Linked DNA regions of Homo sapiens: regions 2 and 3 are each linked to region 1. Evidence: chromatin loops called from intact Hi-C (ENCODE). Cell type or tissue: ascending aorta. All regions are shown on one strand.

Evidence for each region. Hi-C counts contacts between places; a loop is a spot of excess contacts. Peaks named below come from ENCODE experiments on the same cell type or tissue, not always from the same donor. Only the 100,000 strongest peaks of a DNase experiment are listed, where the experiment ranks them.
Region 2: a loop joins it to region 1, with 2.8 times the contacts of the local background. A loop is called at or near these places in 2 of 110 quality-filtered maps.
Region 3: it touches region 1 in a loop (3.0-fold over the local background); 4 of 110 quality-filtered maps call a loop at or near these places.

What each region holds. Positions count from the first base shown.
Region 1 is chr22:26,880,657-26,888,656 of GRCh38, forward strand. LOC110091768 (a long non-coding RNA gene) reads left to right here. Exons shown (of 6, transcript NR_146604.1): 6 at 118-1,129. It also overlaps the pseudogene RPL15P22. Among named protein-coding and RNA genes, the nearest start is that of LINC01422, 19 kb to the right of the region's middle. In ascending aorta, no CTCF peak of the experiment used is centred here; DNase peaks (open chromatin) are centred at 4,495, 5,585, 5,761 and 6,855; H3K27ac peaks cover 4,350 bases.
Region 2 is chr22:27,165,705-27,173,704 of GRCh38, forward strand. No RefSeq gene overlaps it. Among named protein-coding and RNA genes, the nearest start is that of LINC01638, 55 kb to the right of the region's middle. RefSeq lists an enhancer at 4,466-5,665. In ascending aorta, no CTCF peak of the experiment used is centred here; a DNase peak (open chromatin) is centred at 4,947; H3K27ac peaks cover 332 bases.
Region 3 is chr22:27,015,344-27,023,343 of GRCh38, forward strand. No RefSeq gene overlaps it. Among named protein-coding and RNA genes, the nearest start is that of LINC01422, 120 kb to the left of the region's middle. RefSeq lists an enhancer at 4,156-5,355. In ascending aorta, no CTCF peak of the experiment used is centred here; a DNase peak (open chromatin) is centred at 4,668; H3K27ac peaks cover 4,750 bases.

The DNA.
Region 1 (8,000 bases):
ATTTCATCTCTGAAATTGTTTAGAATTACTAACTCATGGTGATAACGAAAAGCAGATTGATGTTTAGTTTTATTTATTTATTTTTTTTGAGACGGAGTTTTTGCTCTTCTTGCCCAGGCTGGAGTGCAATGGCGTGATCTCAGCTCACTGCAACCTCCACCTCCTGGGTTCAAGAGATTCTCCTGCGTCAGCCTCCCGAGTAGCTGGGATTACAGGCATGCACCACCACGCCTGGTTAATTTTGTGTTTTTAGTAGAGAGAGGTTTCTCCTTGTTGGTCAGGCTGGTCTCGAACTCCCAACCTTAGGTGATCTGCCCGCCTCGGCCTCCCAGAGTGCTGGGATTACAGGTGTGAGGCACCGCGCCGGCCTATTGCTTTTATGTTCTCTACAGTCTCTGCATGCCTCTGTTGGCTGCCATCGGGGGCAGACCACTCCCACTGCCCATCCTTGGACTCCACTGTTTTGGTTTCCCTGGGCAGTTACCCTCTGTCTGGGCAAGTGAAGATTCTCAGCCTGAGCCCAATATCAACAATGTTCCAGGCTGAAACAGCAGTAGCCAATTGTCTGCCCATTTCTGAACGGTTCTTACTATTCTGGAACTGTAGTCCTTATACTTTTTTTCTTTGCTTTCACAGTTCTGGATTCCCTTAAAAATACTATTTCTGTGTTAAGTGTTTTCTAGCTGTCAGCACACATGCTGTCTTACCGTGACCTATTATATCTTTCTTGGAAACAGAAGGCACTACTGGTTTTTGAATGCTGATCTTATATTTTGGAATCTCACTGAGTGTTCTTATTAGTCGTAAAGCCTTATCTATAAATTCTCCTGGAAAGTTCCCTTCAATCCTTCTTTTAATGACAATTTGAATTATAAATGAGGATTGAATTTTTTCAAAATTTTTTCAGAATGGATTTAGCGAATTATGCGAATTTCTCATTTAATGTGATGTATTATACAATAAGTTTTTCTGATATGGAACCATCCTTGCATTTCTTAGATTCACCCTATCCTTTCATAATGTATTTTCTAAAATATTACTGAACCTGACTTCCTAGTTTTCCATTTTACACTTTCATGTCTATTTTTCTATAGATTTCTTTACTTTTGTATTATTCTTAGTGGATTTTGGTATAAAGGTCTTATTAGCCTCAAATGAATTTGAATTATGCCCCACCTTTCTCATTCTTTAATGCATAGACTATTGGATTTACCTGTACATTAAAGGTCTGACATAACAGGTTTATAAAATGTTAAGCTCCCAGGGAATGAGGTGCGATGGTCAGGAGAGGGGATAATAATAGATTTTGTACAATGTTTAATGGATATTAGACTTTTAAGTCTAACATTTTTTTCTTCTTCTGCCAACTTTGGTCATTTTTATTTCTTTCAAATCATTTTATTTAAGTTTCAAATGTATTGGTAAGTATGCTGCTTGTAGTATTTTTTTTTTTTTTTTGAGACAGGGTCTTGCTTTGTCGCCCAGGCTGGAGTGGTGGCACGATCTCGGCTCACTGCAAGCTCTGCCTCCCGGGTTCACACCATTCTCCTGCCTCAGCCTCCTGAGTAGCTGGGACTACAGGTGCCTGCCACCATACCTGGCTGATTTTTTTGTATTTTTAGTAGAGACGGGGTTTCACTGTGTTAGCCAGGATAGTCTCGATCTCCTGACCTCATGATCCGCCCGCCTCAGCCTCCCAAAGTGCTGGGATTACAGGCATGAGCCACCATGCCCTGTCTGCTTGTAGTATTTTTGAAATAATTTGTAAAAGCTCTCCTGTTTTTGTAGTTAAAAGACTTATGCTGTATAACTCTCCCTTCTCACTCCCTTTCTCCATTTTTTTCTTAATCAGACTTGCTAGAGGCTTTATTTATTTAAAAAGTATGTTTTGTTTTGTTTGTCTTTGAGACAGGGTCTGGCTCTGTTGCCCAGGCTGGAGTGCAGTGGCATGATCTTGGCTCACTGCAAGCTTTGCTTCACAGGCTGAAGCCAACTGAGTGGCTGGGACTACAGGCACATGCCACACCCGGCTAACTTTGTATTCTTTTTGTAGAGATGGGGTTTCACTATGTTGCCCAGGCTGGTCCTGAACTCCTGAGCTCAAGTGACCAGCCTGCCTCGGCCTCCCAGAGTGCTGGGATTACAGGTGTGAGCCACCGCTCCTGACCAAAAGTATTTTTTGTGCTTGTGGATATTCTCCATTGTTCCAATGTCTTGGGGTCAGAGTGTTGGCAATTGTCTTGCTGGTAGCCAGATTTGAGGATGACGAGTTTGCCCAAGGGAGACAATATTATAGTAAACAGTAATTGCGTGGCATCATTAAGTCCTTAAGGACAGGAATGGGGCATTATTCATCCTTTGATCTTCAGTATCCAGCACATGTAGAGAGCTCCATGATGCTTTGCAAATTGATGAATAGGATAGGACCGACAGAGATGCCAGAATTGCATACAAACCGTGTGACCTTTGCAATATCCACCCCCTAATACCTCATTGCCATCTCTGCAGCCAGTAAACTAGATTTTAGCAGAGATGGAAAGACCATTTATTTGGGTCATACTTCCTCAAATGCAAAATGGCTCCATCCATTGTGGGTTTTGGCCCTAAAATATAGAGCTTTCCAGAGCAGTTCTATTTGTTGGACAGGAAATGGCTCTACACCCTTCTCAATAGATGGATACCAATCAGTTTCATTCCAGCCAAGCCAAGCCAACTAAACCCAACGAAATCTACTTAACCCAATTCAATCCACATCAATTCAACTGAAATAAACCGACATAACCCAACTTAGTACAACCTCACCACCGACACAATACAACCCCATTCAACTTGACCTTATTCAGCAAAAACCATTGAACCCAACAAATTCCAACAAATTACATTTCAACATGATGCAACAGACCACTTCTCAGCCACCTAAGTCAACCCAATACAAGCCAATCCAAGTCAGCACAACTCCCAGCACAAGATAGTCCCACAACCCAATGAAATTCAATCTAGCGCAATTTAATAAACTGTTTCAACAACTCTTTTGTCTAAGGAAGGTAAGGTACTTTGGACAGAAGACCAAAATAATGTCTCTTAAATGTCTATTTGTTTACCATTCGTGTTTAATGGAACTCTTGAAATTATAGCCTCTCCAAATCTCCTCAGTGTGTGAGGTAACTGAAACTCAGGAATTAAAGCCGCCTCCCCTCTCTGGCCCCTGAATCCTCACACTTTATTTTATGGAGTTACTGGTCTCATCTGAACTAGATTGTGAGTGCTTGGGGGCAGAAACGGTGTCAAATTCATCTCCCTTCAGTACCTTTAGATGGGCATCAAGAAAATATAGTTTAAACGTATAAATGACTAGAAGTTTGTGAAGCTTATTCAGTTTTGGAGGTCAGTAGCGTTTTATCCCCTTTGGGGACCTGGCTGAGGAGGATTGTCAGGAGGGCCCACAGACGGACCTAGGTTTGACTCCTGGCTTTGCCACCTACTATCTGTGTGCCCTTGGGCAAGTCATACCACCTTTCTGGGGCTCAGTTTCCTTGTTCATAAAGTGAGGGATGTATTACTGACTCTAGGGCTGTTCTGGGGATAAATATTGAGTTGACACATGTGAAGCACTTCCACCATATCTGACATATAATTGAGGATGCATAAATACCTACTATATTTTTTTCCCTGAGTTTCCTTGTTCAGCATTTTCTTTTAGTGACTTGGGGACAGCAGCCTCTGTGGACCAGAAAATTTCAAAACTCTCTCTGGATCCCTTGTAGGATAATACCCTCTCTTGTGATAATTTCATTGGCATAATTGTCAAATAACCACCATTTGTTTTGTATTTTACTATGGTTCTTTAGCTCAAATAAGCCTGCAAATGATTGATCTGGTGGAAGTATGAATTTATACATATAAATAATTAGGGTACAACACACTGTGAGAATCACAATCATTTGGACACCCACTGTTTCCCAGGATGCGTGGGTAGAGAGCTAAAAGCAATGTGATCCCTGTCCCCAAGGAATGTACAGTTTAGTGGAGAACCTGATGCAGAAATAAGACTGGAAGGGGCTAACTTTGACTGAAGGCTCCAGCTACGGCAGCCTCGTATGCTGAGCAGTGGGTTGCCACGTAGGAAGGTAGCTTATTCTGGGCCACCACTGGTGAGTTTTCAACCAGGCCTTTTCTCTCTCTGACACTCAGTTTCTTCAACTGCAAAGTGGGGATCGTGGGGCATAGAAGACATCCTCGTTGGTTGTTGTGAAGATTCAGTGAGAGAGTGACCAGTTCTTAAAGCAATTCTCTGTCTTGAGTCATGAAGAATACATTTGTTGGACTCCACTTTCCATTACGAGAAATACACATTCCATCATCTGAACTACTGGACAAGCGCTTGCGGCTCTCAGACACACAAATGGCCCCGTATGAACAATTTGGCCACCACCATCTCTCTCGGTGCCAGATTGCCTGTGGCAGGAGTTGTGGCTGACCCTAAGTCCTCAGACTGGGGCTCACGTCTAAGCCACATTTGCTGTACTGGGCATGCCAGGACAGCTGGTTCCAAAGTCAACTGCATTCCCTGCCGAGGAGCCAGGGCTGAAGTCTTCATCACAGCCTGGTTATGGCTTAGGCATTATAAATGATGCTGTGCTGACAGCCAGGTGGACAGCCTGCCTAACTGGATGATGCTTCATCTGTCCTGACAGGGACAGCCCTGCAAATAGAATCTGAGGGATGGCAGACCTATTGGAGTCATCGTGTCCTTCCACTGAGTCTGGTGGGACTCTCTTCCACTCATCTCAGACTGGAAGATGCCTGCCTTTTTTCTTTCTTATAAGTCTCCACAGAGAAAGGGAGCTCTCCCCAGGACACACTTTATTTTTCTTTTGGCAGTGGTTAGTGCAGGGTTAAAAAGTTCTGGAGTCAGATCTGTGTTCAAATCTGGATTGAGCCACTCACAAGCTGTGTGACCTTGGGCAAGTTACCAAACCTCTCTGAGCCTCAGTTCCCTTACTGTTAAAATAAAAAAGAAGAATGATGACCAGCTCCAAGAGTTGATGTGGGTTTCAGTTGGAAGAAGGATCACAGGAAATGCTCTGGGAATGGGAGGTGTGATTTTTTGGGGGGACACTGGGTCATCAAGGACAATTGCTCTGCCCCCTCCCTTGGCGTGCATGGGAATGGTGAGAGCTGCCCATCACTTGGGACAGGTATAGCTCTGTCTGGTTCCAGGGCTAGATAAGACCCCCTCTGAAGGGCCACTGGTGTCCTCTCCCGGGCCCTACTCAGGAGGCAGAGTAGCACAATGGGAGGACACAGGACTGAGGATCAGGGCTTGATTCCTGGCTGGGTGACCTTAGTACATCAACTGCTTTCTGTAGGCCATAGCTGATGGGGAAAGCCCTGGATAGAGCTTTAAAAAATAGCCATGTTTGTGTTTGTGGTTCTCAAACTACCCTTCAGGGAACAGAAGTGCTTCAGATGTGGCTGTGCTCACCCCCATGCCCAGCCTTCATTAAAAATAGATTTGTGGCTGAACACAGTGGCTCCTGTCTGTCATCTCAGCACTTTGGGAGGCTGAAGTAAAAGGGTTGCTTGAGGCCACAAGTTCTAGATCAGCTTGGGCAGTGTAGTGAGATCACATCTCTACAAAAATAGGTTAAAAATTAACCAGGGATGGTGGCGCATGTCTGTAGTCTCAGCTACTCAAAAGGCAAAAACAAGAAGATCATTTGGGCTCAGGAATTTGAGGCTGCAATGAGCTATGGTCGTACCACTGCACTCCAGCCTGGGTGACAGAGCGAGACCTCATCTCTAAAAAATTAGAAAGAAAAATAAAAAATAGATTTGTGTTCCAAGTAAGAAAAGCTTAACAAGCTGCTGTTGCCAGCAGACTCTAGGTTTACTTGGAGGAGGTGGGGATTGTATTCTACCTCCAGCACCATGGCCCTCAAAGGCACCCAATGGTAAGTGTCCTCCGTGGCTCCCTGTTGCTTTTTGAGAGTCAGGCCTTCACTGGGCACTCAAGGCTTTCCAACCTGACCTGCCCCCTCCAGCTCACTCCCACACTTTGGTGCTCCAGTTATTCAACTCCAGGCCATTCTATGACTGCTTTTGCTGTGGCCCAACATTTCCTTTTGCGCACTGCAATTCCCTCCACTTTGAAAGCTGTTCATCCGCTTCTCCATGGAGTCCCGTTCTTTTTTTTTTGACTGTCCTAAATTGTTTATTAGGTATGAATTTTACAAACTTTAATTATATTAGCGGTAACGGTGGAGCTGGAGAGTATTGCGCCTTCTCTAAGCTGCCCGGCGAGAACCACCAACAGTGTGGTGGAACTTATGGCCCTTTCCAAGCCCAGGGCTCTTTCAGCCTTCAGATGTCAGCCCACGCATCTCCCTGTGCTTGTGGAGTGGTTTGATGATCCATTGGGTGTCAGGATTTCTTCTGATAGCTTTATGGAATGGATCAATGAGGACAACCTCAGAAAATTTTTATGTGGAATCTTCACCAACCCTGTAAGAATTCAGGACGCTCAGAGCCCCATGGTGGCGTCCAGCTCGCTCCTCTGCAACGGACTGAAGGCTTCGAGCAAACTTTAGCTGGTTAACACCATGATGGACAGGCTTGCTGTAAGTTGCACCCTTAGGAACTGGGCGTTTTCAGCCACCACGGCGAACATGAATCCTATATATAACGGCGAACACGAATCCTATATATAACGTAACCTTGCTTGGCCTTGTTTGTAGCCCAGTCGGTGCACTTTATCAGGCCGGGTGGGGCGGGGAGCCCTGTGGAGAGCAGATAGCTGGCGGTACTGCCAGCAGCGGACCCTCAGAAGAAAGCGCATGACATCAGACTGCTTCTTTCTCCATAGCTCCAGGATGTACTTGTATGCACCCATCTTGGCTTATCTGATGGCTGCCGCCAGACCGGAGTCTAATTCTTTACTTATTCTTCTAGACCACATTGAAATGTCCTCTCACATCAGAAGGTTTCTATTTTGAGCCCTCCAGGGAGAGGTCAGCAATTATTCATGCATTCCAATGCCGCATTTGTGGAATGCTTTACTATGTGCCAGATGTGGGGGATAAAGAGTGAACAAAAAGAGACACAGTCTCTAACTTCATGGAGTTTATATCCTGTTCAAAACAGAGAGTTAATCAAATACAGACACAATTGAGTATGTATTTAGAAATCTAAATTAGTGCCCCTAATGAAACAAGTTGTAGCAGAATGCTTAACAAGGGATCTGACTAAATTGGTGTATTGGAAGAGGCTTCCCTAAAGAAGGGATGCTGAAGCTTCAGGTCCAATTAGACAGGTGAGTGCGGAGTAGGGAGGGCAGCATGTGCAAAGGTTCTGTGGCAGGAATGATGGTGTATGGTGACTGCCCATCTTGGTCTACCCCAGGTAGTCCCTATTGTCCTGGCTTATTGATTAATAGCATTCTCTTCCTTTCTCCAAAGTGGCCTGGTTTGGAAGGTAAATTATATGGTTGACTAACTGAATAAAAAGAAGCTGGCTGGCCACAGTGTCTCACGGCTGTAATCCCAGCACTTTGAGAGACGGAGGTGGGTGGATCACAAGGTCAGGAGTTTGAGACCAGACTGACCAACATGGTGAAACTCCGTGTCTACTAAAAATACAAAAAGTAGCTGGGTTTGGTGGTTCATGCCTGCAATCCCAGCTACTCAGGAGGCTGAGGCAGGAGAATCACTTGAACTTGGGAGGCAGAGGTTGCAGTGAGCCGAGATCATGCCATTGCACTCCAGCCTGGGTGACAAAGTGAGACTCCATGTCAAAAAAAAAAAAGCCTAGAGTGTCAGGACTGCCATGCTGGAGAGGCTGGCAGGGACTAGACCACATAGAAGGCTGGAGAAGGAGATCATTATCTTGCCTAAGAATAATGAGACACCATTCACCATTGAAGGGTTTCAGACAGGGTGTGCCAGGGTATTCTCTACTTTTCAAAACAACTTCCCCCTTCTCTATTCTCCCAAAGTGTTTTT
Region 2 (8,000 bases), 290 kb after region 1:
CATAAAACTGTCCTGAGGTTCTTGTGGAAATGCAGATTCCTGGGCCCATTCCCAGAGGCTTAGACCACACCTGAAGAGATACTGCTGCCTGCAGACCTTGAGCGAGGGCCCCCTAGAGAGAAAATTCTTTATCCTGTAGCAGCCACACCAGGGGTTTGAAGCCACTGATAGACACTCCCCAAGGAGGCACCATCGTTTTAAGTCTGGAAGAAGGGAGGAGGGGTGGCGGCTTTCGATTTCATAGCAAGTATCTCGTGAAATCACAATGGCATAGTTTGCTGCACACCCATAGCGGTGCCTTATTAAAAAAAGATCATCAGGGCCCTTGAAATTGATCATAAACTATTTCCATCAATGTCACACACAACCATGTTTGGGGAAGTTTGCTGGCACATCTGCTAAACTGAAGGGCTTTGGGGTTTGAGAACAAACAAATAATAAATAAATGACTATATAATAAAATGAAGATGGGGGGACAATACCCTTTGAGTTGGGAGATAAGAAATCTTAAGAGAAAGGAAAATGATGTACCAGCGTTGTGTGTGCCCAATATCAAACTTGCGGGAATGCCCAGTGAGTGATGCAAGAATGAATGAATGAATGAATGAATGAATGAATGAATGAAGAATAGCATATTTAAAGGACAATCTGAAGGCAACTGTACCTAGAGCAGGAGCTTAAAAAGAACTCCATTCCCAGTCTCTTGTGGTTGATTTCAGTAGTTGGATATTCTCAGTGTTAAAATGAATTACAAGTTTGGGTATCCCCATGTTACCCTCCTGAGCAACTGCCTGCCTATTGAGAAGAGAGAGATGATATAAAATAAGAAAACCGACTTAAAGAAGAGAATTCCCATTGGTAGAATAGGAAGGGCCTTTGGCTGGCATTCATTCACTGTACAGATGGGCAAATGGGTCAAGCAAGACTCAGAGAGGAGAAATGTTCACTCAAAGTCACATTGTGCTAGAAACCAAGTCTCCAAATTCCTAATCCAGTATATCTTTTTTGTTTTTAACCTCACGCAGAGAGGATCCAATGAAGTAAAGCGTTCCATATCAAGTTTTTAGAACTATCTGGGGTGCACAGAGGAGCTGACAGCAGGCATAGCTATCATAGCTACTTGTGCCACCTTTGGATCTTAAGCAAGACACATGTGTAGACTGATCCTATGTTTGTTGGCACGTGAAAAAATATAAAGCAAGGGACACTTGCAATTGTCAGCGTGGTTCTAAGTGGCCACAGTATTCAGCAAGTCTTGCGGAAGGTTCAGGCTCTGGAGGCCATAGCAGAAGAGAAGACCAGAGCGGGTCCTGCCCTTGTGTCCTTTACCTCCCGCACCATCAGCACCACTCCTCTGTGCCTGGATGCCTCTTCCGTGCTTGTAAGCTTTGCGAATTCCTGCAGATGCTTAAGTGCCATCTCAAATACTCTCTACCTAGAGAGTAGTCATTCCCCCTCTTATGATCTGGAAAGACTTGTTCATACATCGATTAGGGTGTTTTCCACACTGGTCTGTAAGCCTACCCTACACATCTGCCCCACTTCCAGTCTGTGGGCATCTAACACACTGGGATTCCATGGTGCTATGCGTTCTCAGCACAGGACACATGCCTGGCACATGGTAAGAACTCAACACGAGTTTGTTGCATAAATGGCAGGCATGGTAATAAATCTGATTGCAGCCTGGGGACTGTCTCTTAACTACAGACCTCGCAAGGCTTCCTAGTGCCTCTTGGCATTGGCTACAATTGTCAGGTCAGCAGAGAAGGCTTTAGCCCTGAAGGACCATCCAGCCACAGGGGTTCAAGTGATAGAGAGGGCTACAGAGGGCACATCACTGTCCAGCATCTTCTAATGCAGTGTACCCACTCTCTACTAAAATGCAATGAGCCTCTCATAGAATGTGGCTCCATGAACAACACAGACCTCAGTCTGAGAGGCTAAGGCCTCCTTCTTCATTTCTAGGGAAGGCTGAAGAGGGAGTTCTGGACATTGGGACATAGTTCTGTCCCACCAACTATTACCACCATTTTGCAGATGGAAAAACTGAGGCTCAGGGAGGTTAAATAACTTACCCAATGTCACATATTGAGGAAATGATGGGGCTGCGGAATCAACCCTATGTCCATCTGAATCCAGACATGAACTTTCTGGGCTAAGCAGCACTGTGGGGTGCAGGAGTTGGCAGACTGTGGCTGGCACCCTGGGAGATGTGTGGCCCTGAGCAGAGCCACAGATGCAGTGGCTACACAGGGTCCTTTCAGTTACTCTCCCCACTGTAGCCTCAGAGTTCCCACAACCATGTTTGCAGAGCTGCAGGGCCTTCTGGGTACTTGCAACAGCCTAGCCTCCCAAATCTTGGACCTCCTCACCTGTAGGGACATTTGTCTCCCTATTAAATATAGAATCATATCCTTCCCCAGCCTACAAGACCCTGCAAGGCTGGCCCTGAAGCCCTCCCCAGCACCCACTCACACCACAACTCATTTTGTTTGCTGAGGACCAGTTACAGACTCTTAATAGCTCTTGGAGAAATCTATATTCCTTTCCATCGCTTGATTTTCAACCTTCATCTAAGGTTTTCCCACCACTTGGGAGGCTCTTTTCTTTCCTTTTCATCTACTTAGCTCCTATTCATCCCTCTGATCCTTCCATAAATGCCATTCCCTGATCCCACCTAAGTCAGGCCCCCTTTTCTAACCTCTCACCACCCCTCATTCTTCTTCTCCGTATCATTTGTCTCCATTTGAATTGTATGTTTATTTGTATGGTTATCTGGTGAATCTGTCTGCTCTGCTAGACTGTAAGCACCTTGAATGCGGAGACCAGGTCTGGGTTTGCCGTACAGCACAGTGTCTGGCACATAATAGGAGCTCAATAAATATTTGTTGGATGGATAGGTAAATGGAGGGATGGGTGGATTATAACATAGGTGGATGGATGGGTACATGGATGAGATATTGTAGGGTAGGTGGATAGATTGGGTGCATGAATGAATAGAGAGATGGATTTCAGGAGATGTGGATAGATGGGTGGATGTTTGGGTGGTTGGGTGGGTAGGCGGGTTGTTGGGTGGATAGATATAGAGACGAACTTTAGGAGAGGTGGATGAATGGGAGGATTAATGGATGGATGGATAAGTGGATAGATAAATGGATGTTTCATCTGGGTAGATGAATGGATGGATGGATGGATGAAAGGATAGATGGATGGATGACTGGATTAATTTTAGGAGAGATGGATGGACGGATGGATGGATGGATGGTTGGATGGATGGATGGATAAATGTAAAGATGTCTAGGTGGGTAGGTTGATGGACAGATGGATAGAGAGATGGATTTTAGGACAGGTGGATGAATAGATAAATGGATGTATGGATTTTATGGTAGGTGTATTAATGGGTTCATGCATGGATGGATAAATAAATAATACTGCTTCCCTAGACTTTCTCAAAGGAAAGTGGACATTATTCCAATATTTTATCTTCTATAAAATTATGTCAAATAGTCTTACATAAGCCATGATTGAGCCACCTAGAGCTGTTTTCAGAGAGCAGCATTCTACACATGTTTACTCAACACTCTAAGGAGATAGAGAGACTTCTGGTACAGCAGTTACGATAACAAGTTCTTCCATCAGTCTCTCTGGGTCAATTGCCTCACTCCTCTCCCCATCCCCCATCAGCTGTGGGATGTTGAATTAATGCTCTCAGTTCTTGACTTCTGTGTAGGAAGATGACATGTTCACACCTTTGCTGGGGCTTCAAGGTGTGGGGACAAATATTCCCCCAACCCTTGACTCTGGGCTTGAACATGTGGTTTCCTCTGGCCCATGGGACCTTGCCTTTTGCCATGAGTAGTTGTAGGTCCAAGGAGGATGGGAGATCAGTGGAGAAGATCTGGGGCTGAGCTCAGTCAAGACCAGTCTTGGAGACCCCCATTAACTCCTACATGCATGAGGGAGAAGTCAACACTTGTTTTCCTCCAAGATGTCTATGGTCACGTGTCATGTAACATTATTGTGGCCATACCTGACTGATACTTCAACTGTGTGACCTCTAGCAAGTTATTTAAGCTTCCTGTGCCTTAGTTTCCTCATTGGTAAAATAGAGAATAATACTATATTTTTCACCGTAATCAATCTTTCAGAGTTGTTGTGAGAATTATCTGTCATATAACACAAGTAAAGAATTGAGAACAATGCCTGGTTTATAAACGTCCAATAACTTTTGGCAAGTTAATATCATCATCCCTAAGTGACTCCATAAAAGCTGCTGATTACATTGAAGTAGCAATTTGGGGTAGACACCAATCAAGATCAAAGTCCAGCAGTAAATCAGTAGGTAGATAAATTTTCATGTTTGCAAATAATAATAGCACTTGCTGAACTCTTGTCTTATGCCCAACCCTGAGCTGAGATTACATAAGTTTTCATCTTGCTGAATTCCCAGAGCTGGGCTGTGAGGTAGACTTTACTGTTAACCTGTATTGATACATCAGGAAACTGAGAATTGGAGAGCTAGTTCACCTAGTTTGGAAGTGATGGAGCTGGGATTGAAACTGATGGAAACTCCAGGATCCATATCCATAAGCTCCATACTCCACAGCTGAGAGTTTATAGATGAGGAAACTGAGGCTCAGAGAAGGGAGATGCCTTGGCTGTGGTCACACAGCGGCTACTTGACTGAATCAGTTTCCACATGATCTTGTCAGTGCTGTAAGATGAAAGGCATCTCAGAGGGTGGCCCAGAGACAGAGAGAGGGTCTCCATTTTCCAGCTTTATTTCTGGGTGTCCAGGAATGTGTTTTGAGTTGGACTTGAAAAAGAAACTCCCTTGACATCAGAGAGGCAGTACTGGGCTGGGCCAGTGTGTGCCAAGGCTAACTGGGCATGCATTCCTGGACCAACTGCTGGAAAATGTGCAAACGTGGAAATATTTCCCCTGCTGAGTTCTGTAGTGTGCCGCTGTGGAGGCCTGCAAAGCTTGTCAGCCATGACTCACCCCTTCCACAAAGTTGGCCTGGTCATTTCGGGTGAGGACCAGGAGCACACAAGGTTGAATTGGATGTTTATGGCTCCCAAGGGACCCATCAGACGTGCTGCCTGCCTCCCATCTTCTTTCTGGCTGAGTTTTCAGAAATGTAGGTTAGGACAAAGTCCTGGAAGGAATAACAGGAGAATAAAGGGAGTGTATTGATAGAGTGCCTACTGCATACCAAGCCCTGGTTGAGCAGTTCTATATGTTATAAACTTGCTCTTTGAAGGATGATCCCAGCAGCATCAACATCCCTGCAGAGCCCGTTAGAAATGCAGGATTTCCAGCCCCATTGTAGACCTGCTGAATCAAAATCTTCGTCTTTAACCATATCCACAGGGGGTTCATCTACAAATCAGCCCTGTTAAAAATCTCATTGCATTCCCTCCAATGCAAACATGCTGACCCCCATTTTACAGAGGGAAACTGAGGCTCCGAGCAGCCAAGACTTGCAGAAGGTTCCCCCAGTGAAGGAGAGGCTGCACTGTCACCTGCAATGTGTCTATCTATCCCAGAACCCAGGATCTTTGGGGCGCATTACAAGCAAAATGGCTCAAAGCCCTGCGGTTGCAGGACCATAATAAAGAGGAGGGATGATATTGTGGAAAAAGCTTTTCAAAGTCAGCAGTTTATGTCTCAGCTCTGCCATTATCTTGCTAAGCCATCTCCCTAAGGACTCAGTTTCTTCATCCATGAAATGGGGGCAGGCATCAAACCACATGGCCTCTGCAATCATTTTTAGCTGGGAGATTTTGATTTGAGGACCCAGAGGATTGGTGGTGCTCAGGGTCTCTCCCATCTCAACATAAGGTTGAACCACACCCAACCTCCACTTTCCAAGAGCTTCCCAGGGGCCTCTCCCATTCCCCAGTCAAACAGAACTGCCCAACCGCCTCAAACGCCACACAAAATCACAGGCAACAGGGCAGAAAACCCAATTATCTCAGCTGTTACACTGCTTAATTTAATATTTCCAACGAGTTCCTTGAGTCTGCTTCTCAAGAATGAAATGCATATTTGGGCTCTGTCACAAAACATTACATTTTGTCAAGGCAATCCATTTTGCTGCGGTAATTTGTAAGTGTGCAGCGCTCTCCCTCATCACCCCACCCGCCACGTGGTCTGGAGGCTTCTATAGTGTCTTCTGGGAAGAGACAAGAAACTGGGAGTCTCTGCAATGACAGGCAGGTGGGAATGGCAGAGAAACAGGACCTGATATGCATCTGGCTTTCTGAAACTCCACAAAGAAAGAGTTTGGGGAGAACCAATCGAATCTCTTACCACTGGATTACAGAGGCAGGACCTGGATAGGTATTTAGCTGGCCCCAGATGATTGTTTAAACTTTTTAAAAAGATTACACAAATCATCATGCATAGTCATTGAAGAAAAAAATTAAAAATTTAGATAATTTTTTGAAAAAAGAAATTGCCTGCAAACTCTCACCTAGAGATGAAGGTGAGTGTTGTTAAATTATACATTTAGTTTTGACAAGTGAGTAAAAGTGATCCCCATTTTAAATATCAAAAAGTATAGAAATTAAGTTTCAAGTTAATTAATTTTTTCATTGATACATATTAGTTTTACATATTTTGGGGATACATGTGATATTTTGATACCTGTATACAATGTGTAGTGATCAAATCAAAGTAATTGGGGTAGCCATCACCTCAAAAATGTATCTTTTCTTTGTGTTGGGAGTATTACACATCTTTTCTTCCAGTTATTTTGAAATATGCAATAAATTATTGTTAACTGTAATTTTCCTACTGTACTACCTAATACTAGAACTTATTCCTTCTAACTGTATTTTTTGTACTGTTAACCAACTTGATTTATAAACACACACACACAACCAAATAGGATCTCATTCGACATGCTATTTTAAATTTTATTTTACATTGAAATAACTTCAGACTTACAAAAAGTTGTAAGAACCTTGTAGAGTTACTGTGTGTCCTTCATCCACCTTCCCCCATCTTTTATAACAATGGTTCATGATCACAACCAGGAAACTAGCATCCTGCATATGAATTTATTAGCTGACTTTTCTACTCACCACTTTCCCATTAGAGCCTAGCCCTTAGTTTCAGACTTTAGTGATTAAATCCTGGTTCTTTCTACTCAGGGGATCTTGGCCTAGAGACTTTGGTTTCCCATCTGCAAAATGGGTTGGTAAGCAAATGCTCATCTTGTATCAGGCTTGCTGTGAAAATTAAATGATATAATGCAGAATGCGGGACCCACATGAAGTACTGAGAAGATAATATCTGTCCCTGTATAGTTTTATCCTTGTATTATCACTTCAAATCCCAGAGATCTGGGGAGATGCGTAAGGAGTACTGGGTGGCTAGTGTGGAAAGGGGCTAAGAGGCAGGATCTTTGTTTCCCTACCTAACCGTAACTAAGGCAACTGTTTCATTTTTTTCTAAAAACCTACTCCATGTATTTAAATTTTATAGACAAAATCTGGTTTGAAGAAAAGAGAATTTCAGGGTTTTATAAACAGGTGAATCCCAAGATTTTTAAAAAGGTTTTTCTGATCTCAAATGGCTGCATAGAATTTCATTGCATGGAAGCCCCGTTCTTTACTTGGTCAGTTCCTTTTTGTTAGACATGTAGTTGTTTCTAATTTTTATTAATGCAAAAAACTCTAAAATGAACATAATTATGCATATATTTTTGCATACTTGTCCAAATATTCTTCAGATACATTTCTTAATTTTTATTTTTTTTAGAGAAGGGATCTCACTCTATTTGCCCAGGCTGGAGTTCCATGGCACAATCGCAGCCTACTGCAGCCTCAAATTCCCGTGCTCAAGTGATCCTCCAGCCTCAGCCACCTGAGTAGCTGTGAGTACAGACATGAGCTATCATGGTGGACTTTTTAAAGATAAATTTTTATCAATAGAATTTTAAATCAGGGAGACCTGATTAAGAAGGAAACAGGTGCTTCCCTCCCATGAG
Region 3 (8,000 bases), 130 kb after region 1:
GAAGACTGGTGTGGCGCCAATATACTGTGGATGCGGCCCCCGTGAATGTGCTGTCTGCAGCTCCCTCTTCATCTGAGGCTAAGCCCAGGTGCTCTCACAGAGGCCCCTGATGCCCCAAAACGTGCCAGGCTCTGCCCATCAAAGCAGATAGCATCATCTCACTACCCCAAGGCTCCATCTTGCAGCCCATTCTCGGTCCAAGCTTCCAATAGATAATGATACTTCATTTAGACCAGTTTCCTGTTCATTTTAAAAAGATTTACTTAACAATTAAGCATTTATTACCTTTCTCTTTATGAGAACAAGGCAAGCACATTATAGAAAATGTGCAGGAAAAATTCCTCTCCATCCATTCAACAAACATTTCTCATGCACCCACTGTATGTCAGTGCTGTGTCAGATGCCAAGGACATAGAGGTGAGAAAACTATCATGTCATTCCCACTCCACTGACTCACACATCATGGAATTGGGGGAAGAACATCTTAAAAATCTCTTTCTACCTCCCAGAGAAAGGGACCATTCACATTTTGCCGTATTGCCTCCAGGAACGTTTCCCCATAAAATTTCTATGTATACATATAAATATATATATATATCTATAAATAATATATATCTTTGAAATATAACCTCCTACCATACATGTTACTCTGTAACTTGGTTTTTTTAGTTGTAGTTTTTTTTCACTTACGAACTGATTGTCAACATTATGTCACATCAATACATTTTCTACAATATCACTAACTACCTAGGGGAGGTGGGAGAAATTTCCCCAGTGCTCAATTATCCAGCGTCAGATATTTCTGTTCTTGAAAAGAATAATAAGGACAAGTGAGGTTGTGGGTAGGAGCAGAGTGAGAGAGAGGCCCAAATCAGTATTTGCTACCCCTCAAGATGCATCCCCTCCTATTCAGAAGAGTCTGCTTGCCTCCACCACCACCCAAAGGCTAGACCTGTTCTGTCAAGGTGGGAGGTGTTAACACTCTTCTGGGGATGTTTCTGTTTTAAGGAGGGATTTTTTTAAAGCAGAGAACATAAATACCCCTGGGGTAGATAACCCACCCCAAGTAGGCAGCTGCCTGTGTTACCAGCTAGGTCCTGCAGAGTCCAGCCCTGAAGGCAGTGATCTGAGAAGCAGGACCAATGAGAATCAAAGCTGGAAGGGGACTTGGTTAGCTCCAGGGCAAACCTGCCCATTTTAGAGATGGGGCCACTGGGACCCAGAGAAGCTCACACACTACCTGAACAAGACCAGAAGCAGGTCTCCAGCCTCCAACTCATCAGTCTTTCCCAGGTTGATTAGGGTGGAGGAGTTTCTCCTTTGAACGTAGGAACAAGTCATCTTTACATGAGTATTTTGGAAACTTCCAGCACACATGGAAGACCAAGACAGGCACGTTGCAGGAAGAATAGATCGCTGGAAGCTATGAACCAATGGGGGAGATGGAATGGAAAAAGACCAATTGCATCGTCCAAAAGCCATTTGACTCAAGGGCTGCTGTCTCCCTGGTTGGAAGGGCTCACTAGGGGAGGGAAGTATGTGTCCCCCTGGGAAAGGCACCTGCAAAGTGCTCTCCTTTCTACTCTCCACACAAATGTGGTGCAGTGAAGCCACCAGCCCTGGAATCTACAACTTGAGTGCAGATCCAAGATCTGAAGCTTCCTGGCTGTGTGACCTTAGGCAAGTAACTTCACCTCTCTGAGTCTCAGTTTTACCATCTATAAAACAGGGCTGATAATGCCTCCCCAGCAAGATAGTGGGAAGCTTGCAGATAAAGTATGTTAAATGCCTTACATGTGGGAAGGGTTCAATTAAAGTTATCTGTGGTAGAGTTAACCCCTAAGAGGCTGTGCATCTTATTTTTACGCTTTATAAAAACACAACAGGGGGCATCAGGTGCCTTGAATTCTCATCTCAGCTCCTGTGTGACCCTGGACAAGTTAGCTAACCTCTCGGGCTCTTAGTTTTCTTATCTGCGAAATGGGAATAATAATAGAATTGACTTTGCAGGGTTGGGATATGGAATAATTAAGATAATTACTATACACAAAGAACTTAGCTAAATACCAGACGTGTAGATGGAGTGTAGTTCATGCTAGCTGTTATCATTATTAGCAGTGGTATTTTAATTATTACTACCCTTTGGAAACATGGAAGACCTTTCTCTGTTAGCTATTCTCCCCATCCCTTAATCTATGTCCCAGGAGGGGAACTGTTATGGGAAATACATTCATTGGGCATCTACTATGTGGCTGTTATGGGGCAGGTAATTACACATGCTGTATTTCAGGTAATTTTTCTGAAGTCTTCTGAAGTAGAGTATTGTCCCCAACACCATTAGTATCTATGGAGAGAAATTAGAAGCAGGTGAAGAGATTGGCCCAAAGTTACAGACTGACAAAATAGACAGGCTGGGATTTGAACACAGATCTGCCTGAATCCAAAATCTTAACCCTTCCTTCTCCACCAGACTCACCCGTGTCTTTCTCCAATTGCCCCCCTCAGCAGTTTCCTAAAAATCCATTACTCACGTTATTCCTAGAAACTATGGTTCCCTCTCTTGGCTTGTGCTTCATATTGTAACTAATGGTTTACTCATTTTTGCCTTCATTTATTACATTTATCAAGGATCTACTATCCATCAGGAGCAACTGCTTCATTTACTCAATTGCTCAATGGGCATGAAACATAATAGTGATGCCCTACATTTGTACAGTCCGTTATATGTTGTATAGTGTTATTACATAAATGATCTCATTTCACCCTCATGACAGCCTTCTGAGATTAGAATTATTTTACAGATGAGGAAACTGAGGCTATGATATGTAAAATAGTTTGTTTTAGGTCATTCAACTTGTATGTGATGGAGTGAAGACATCAACCAGATGTTTTTAGTTTGATTTGGGAGCCCTTTCAGCCATGCTAGTAAGCACCTGTTATAACCATCCATCCATCCATCCATCCATGCATCCATCCATCCATCCCCCCTTGTACCCATCCATCCTTCTATTCACTCACACATATATCCGTCCACCCACCCTTCCACCCATCCTCCAATCCTCCCATTCTTCCACCTACCCACTCATCCATCCATCCTTCCATTCATTTATTCATCTACCTATCCATCCATTCACCCATCCACCCAACCATTCTTCCACTCACCCACTCACTCACTCACTTACTCACTCACACATCCATCCATCAACCCCCACATCCATTCTTCCATCTATTCACCCATCTACACATTCATCCTTCTACTCACCCACTCATATATATATCCATCTGTTCACCCATCTACACAACCATTCTTCCATCCATCCATCCATCCATCCATCCTTCCATGCACTTATTCATCTATCTATCCATCCATTCACCCGTCCACCCAACCTTTCTTCCACTCACCCACTCATGTATCCATCCATCCACCCCCCCATCCATTCTTCCATCTATTCACCCATCTACACATTCATCCTTCTACTCACCCACTCATATATCCCTTCATCTATTCACTCATCTACACATCCATTCTTCCATCCATCCATCCATCCATTGTAAAGCAGGGATTGCAAGGCAGGTAAGACATAGTCCATGTTTTCAATGGTCTTTCTTTCTAGGTTTGTGCTGTCCAATGTGGTAGACATTTGTGACTATTTAAATCTAAATGTATATTAATTATAGTTAAATAAAATGTAAAATGTGGTTTCTCAGTCACATCAGTCACACTGCAAGGGTTCCACATGAAACTGGTGGCTCCCATATTGGACAGCTCAGATATGCAAAGTTTCCGTCATCACAGAAAGTTCTATTAGAAACAGTGCTGCTCTAGAGGCAGAAGCTGAAAGATATACAATTATGAAAGCATAAGGCAGGTGGTGAGAACTTCTGTGAAGTATGTAAAGAGCTACAAATACAATCAACCACAGGACAACAGCAACAGCCACGGTTGCTTGTTGGTTAAGAACTTTATAATTTGCAAAATCCAGGGGCACCCATTTGCTGTTTGAACACTTTGCTAAATGGGAATTTTAAATATATTTTACAGATAAGGAAATTGAATATCATAGAGATAAAGAGACAAACACGGGGGAGTTTGGGAATTATTTTTTTCCTTCCTTCCTTCCTTCCTTCCTTCTTTCCTTCCTTTCTTTCTTTCTCTTTCTTTCTTTCTTTCTTTCTTTCTTTCTTTCTTTCTTTCTTTCTTTCTCTTTCTTTCTTTCTTTCTTTCTCTCTTTCTTCTTTCTTTCTTTCTCTCTCCCTCCTCTCTCTTTCTTTCCTTCTTTCTTTCTCTCTTTCCTTCCTTCCTTCCTTCCTTCCTTCCTTCCTTCCTTCCTTTCTTCTTTCTTTCTCTTTCTTTCTTTCTTTCTTTCTTTCTTTCTTTCTTTCTTTCTTTCTTTCTTTCTTTCTTTCTTTCCCTCCTTGGAGTTTGCAGAAGGAAAATATCTTTCAGGGCTCTATTTTCTCTTGATCGGAAAATGCCCAGCACCAAAACACACCTCCCTTGGCATCCTGTCATTTTTCTTTTAAAATTTCTTAGCTATGATGAATCTGATGCAGCCAGCTTCATGGCTTCTGGCTTCTCTCCTTTCAGTCTGACCCAACAGTAGCTACCAGAGAGGTCTCCCTAAAAGGCAAAAAGACCAAGCCTTTCTCCTGCTTAGAACCTTCCCTGGCTTCCCATTCCTTTTAGGGTAAAGTGCAAACTGCACACCGTGATCCAGGCCCTGCTGACTCACCTGCTGAGAATCCCCTCATTCTTCGACACTTGGGTTAGTTCTTTAGGGCTGTCATTCCACAGGTCGCTTTATGCTCCTTACCATATAGTATCCCTTTGCCCCGACACCCTTCTGGCTCTTGACTGCCTGATGGACTTCTAGTCTTTTTCCACCACTGCTCTCAAATATGCAGAGCTGCATCTAGTCATATACCTGTATGTGATGGAGAGAAGCAGAAAGAGAGGTGGGGGGAGAGAGAATGGGAGGGAGATAGGGAGGCAGACAGAGAAGAGAGGATAGGAGGGGAAAGAAAGGGAGGAAGACAAAGGGGCGAAGAGAAAGACAGAAGAGGGGAGAGGAGGAGAGGGGAGGGGATAAGAGGGATAAAGAAAGAGAGGAAGAGACAAGCAGAGAGAGATGGGAAGGCTGAGAGAGAGAGTAAGGGAAGAGAGGGGAGGTGAGGGGAAAGGAAAGAAGGGAAGGAGAGAGGAGACAGATGGGGAGGAAGAGAGGAAAATAGAAGGAGATATCTAAAACGATATTTGCCCCCCACCAAATGTTAAGTGATTATCCTTGGGGGGAAGAACTTTGGAAGTTACACTTTCAATTTTGTATTTTAAAATTGTGTGTATTTTTAGTCCACTTACAGATACACTTTTTCCAAACAGCATACAACGACAAGAAAGTAACATTCAAATATTACCAGGTCACTTCAGCTGTGAATTCTTTTCAGGACCCCCCTTTTTTCTTCCAGAATTATGCACATCTTCCCTTCCACCCACCTGCCCCAAATGGAGGGGTGTAGCTGGCCACCTGGGAGTTGTTGAAAGACAGGAAGATCAGTGCCTTATCTTCCTGGTCTCCAGTGTTCTGCACCGAACCCGGCCAGGACAGGCCGGGCCTTGTAAATATTGGTTTAATGACCAGACGCTGGAAACTCATTATAACACCATGCATTGTCCAGGTTAAATAATGGAAAGGATTATTACAGCAATGATGCTGCAATATACTCTCAATTAGCCATGGCAATGAGGAGCACGGGGACAGCTCATGCCACTAAGCTGGGGATCATCAAAAGGCAATTTTCCCTTCTGTGGACCACCATGCCCTCTTTGTGTTTTAGTTATTGGTGATTCCCTATGAATACACCATCCCCCACACCCACATCCATACACCTTTTTTCTTTTTCTTTTTAGGGCAGGGGCACTGACTCAAATCTCAATCATATCTGGTTGGAGTTGATCACAAAACCAGCTAGTTTCTTAACACAGGTGATGAACCGCCAGTGAGCAGCTGTTCTCAAAGCGTGGGCCCCGTATTTGCAACCTCGGCATTGCTGCCTGAGAACTTGTTAGTAAGGCACATTTTGAGGTCCACCTCTGAATCAGAATCTTTAGGTTGGTGTTCAGAAATCTACACTCCCATGAGTTTTTCAGGCGATTCTGATGCATGCTCAAGCTTCAGGATCATTGGCCCGAAAGGGGACTCAGTTGCTTGGGTTCCATTTCTGGCTGTGCTGCTTGTTGGCTGTCCCACCTCTGGCAAGTCCCCTCACCTCTTCATGTCTCTGCGTCCTCACCTGTAATATGGGTACATCCACAGTGCCCATCTCATAGGATGTGTCAGGATGGGTGAAGAGCAGTCAAACAGCACTCACACTTAGTCCCAGCAGATGCTACCTGGTACCATATTTCATGGAGTAGAAGCTGCCTTTGATCATCAGACTCATCCAGAATTCACATAGTAAGTGTAGGGCATAAGTTTTCCTTAAAACAGTATTTCTCAAACTTCAGCGTACACACAAATCACCTGGGAATGTTGTTAAAAGGCAGACTCCAATTCAGCAGGGCTGAGGCCAGAGACGCTGCATTCTTAGCAAGCTCTCATGTGGGAGGATGCTGCTGGTCCCTGGACCACATTTTTGTTGTATGGGTTGGATCCAGAACCAGCACCTTTGTGTACGGATTGGATCTCACAGTGGGCTCACATGATGTGCTGGCAATGGTCATGGACTGGTCCTGGGACAGGGTGGTGGAACAGGATGTAGTTCATTTTGCTCATTCTTCTCTGGCCAAAGGACAGCAAGGATTGACATAAGAACTGGAGACATGGTTTGAGCTCCTTGTAAGCCCACTCACTGGCCTAAAGGAAGCCCTTTGATCTCAGCATCCTTATCTGCCAAATAGACCACTCAATGCCCACCAAGTCCATTCTAAGGGCAAGTGGGGAAAATCAAATACCCATGTTCTCAGTGAGTGAATTAATGACATATCTTTCCTTGGGACCATGGTTTTTCCAGAGTTTAAAAATAATGAAATGATGTGGATATTTAAAGGCATCAGGACAAGGCATTGCTGGTGAAGTTGGCTAATTATTACATTACCATATGATCATCATCGGTGTGAGTCATAAGCCCTGCACTCTGATTCTCTTCTGAGCACCAGCCCTAGGAATGGCCAGTCCTTACAATCACCCTGGAATTCTGACAGTTCCAGGGGACACCTGTCAGGCCACCCTCCTGGGTGGGCTTAGCATACTGAGGGCCATGCAGAGGGAGACCCGGTTGTATCCTCAAAGCCTCATTACTACAACCATCGTCTTTGCAGCCACTCTGATTTCAAGGCACTGCTCACTTCCTAGGGGACATGACAGGGCTGGAGAGAGAAGGGGTCATGCACCGCTCAGTTCCAGAATGAACAAAGAACACTTATGAGGGAGAGAAAAAATGCCTCTTGACCGCCCCCAGCATATGTATGCACAAATACACACACAAACACACACATACACACATGCATGCACATGCACACACATACACGTGCACGCACACGCATACACACACACACACACACACACACACAGGCTGCCCCAGCCTGCATGTCACCATCAATCAGCGCCTTCCCACTTGCCGTTTGCAGGCAGAGTTCCCCACAGATGTGCTCGGGGGGCTGGGAGAAGGAGAAGAAGGTGGAGCTGGGGCTAGGGAGGGAGGGAGGCAGAGATGTCCTCAAAGAGTTAAAACCTTGCCTCACCAGACTGCGAATCCTCCTCGACTCTCCCCCACCCCCATCCCCCTCAATCCAGCCAAACAACAGCTTGACATTTTCCATCCTTCACGAGAAAGACAAAGACGGGAAGATATTCCCATGATCCCTTTCTGCATGCCTAACCGTGAGCTCAGGTGCCGTAGCGTTTGCCCTGCGCCGGCCCCATCAACATGAAGGGCGAACTCATCCTTTCTGCATCTTTTTCTCGCCACTGCTTGATTAATTGGCTGACTACTACGCCGGC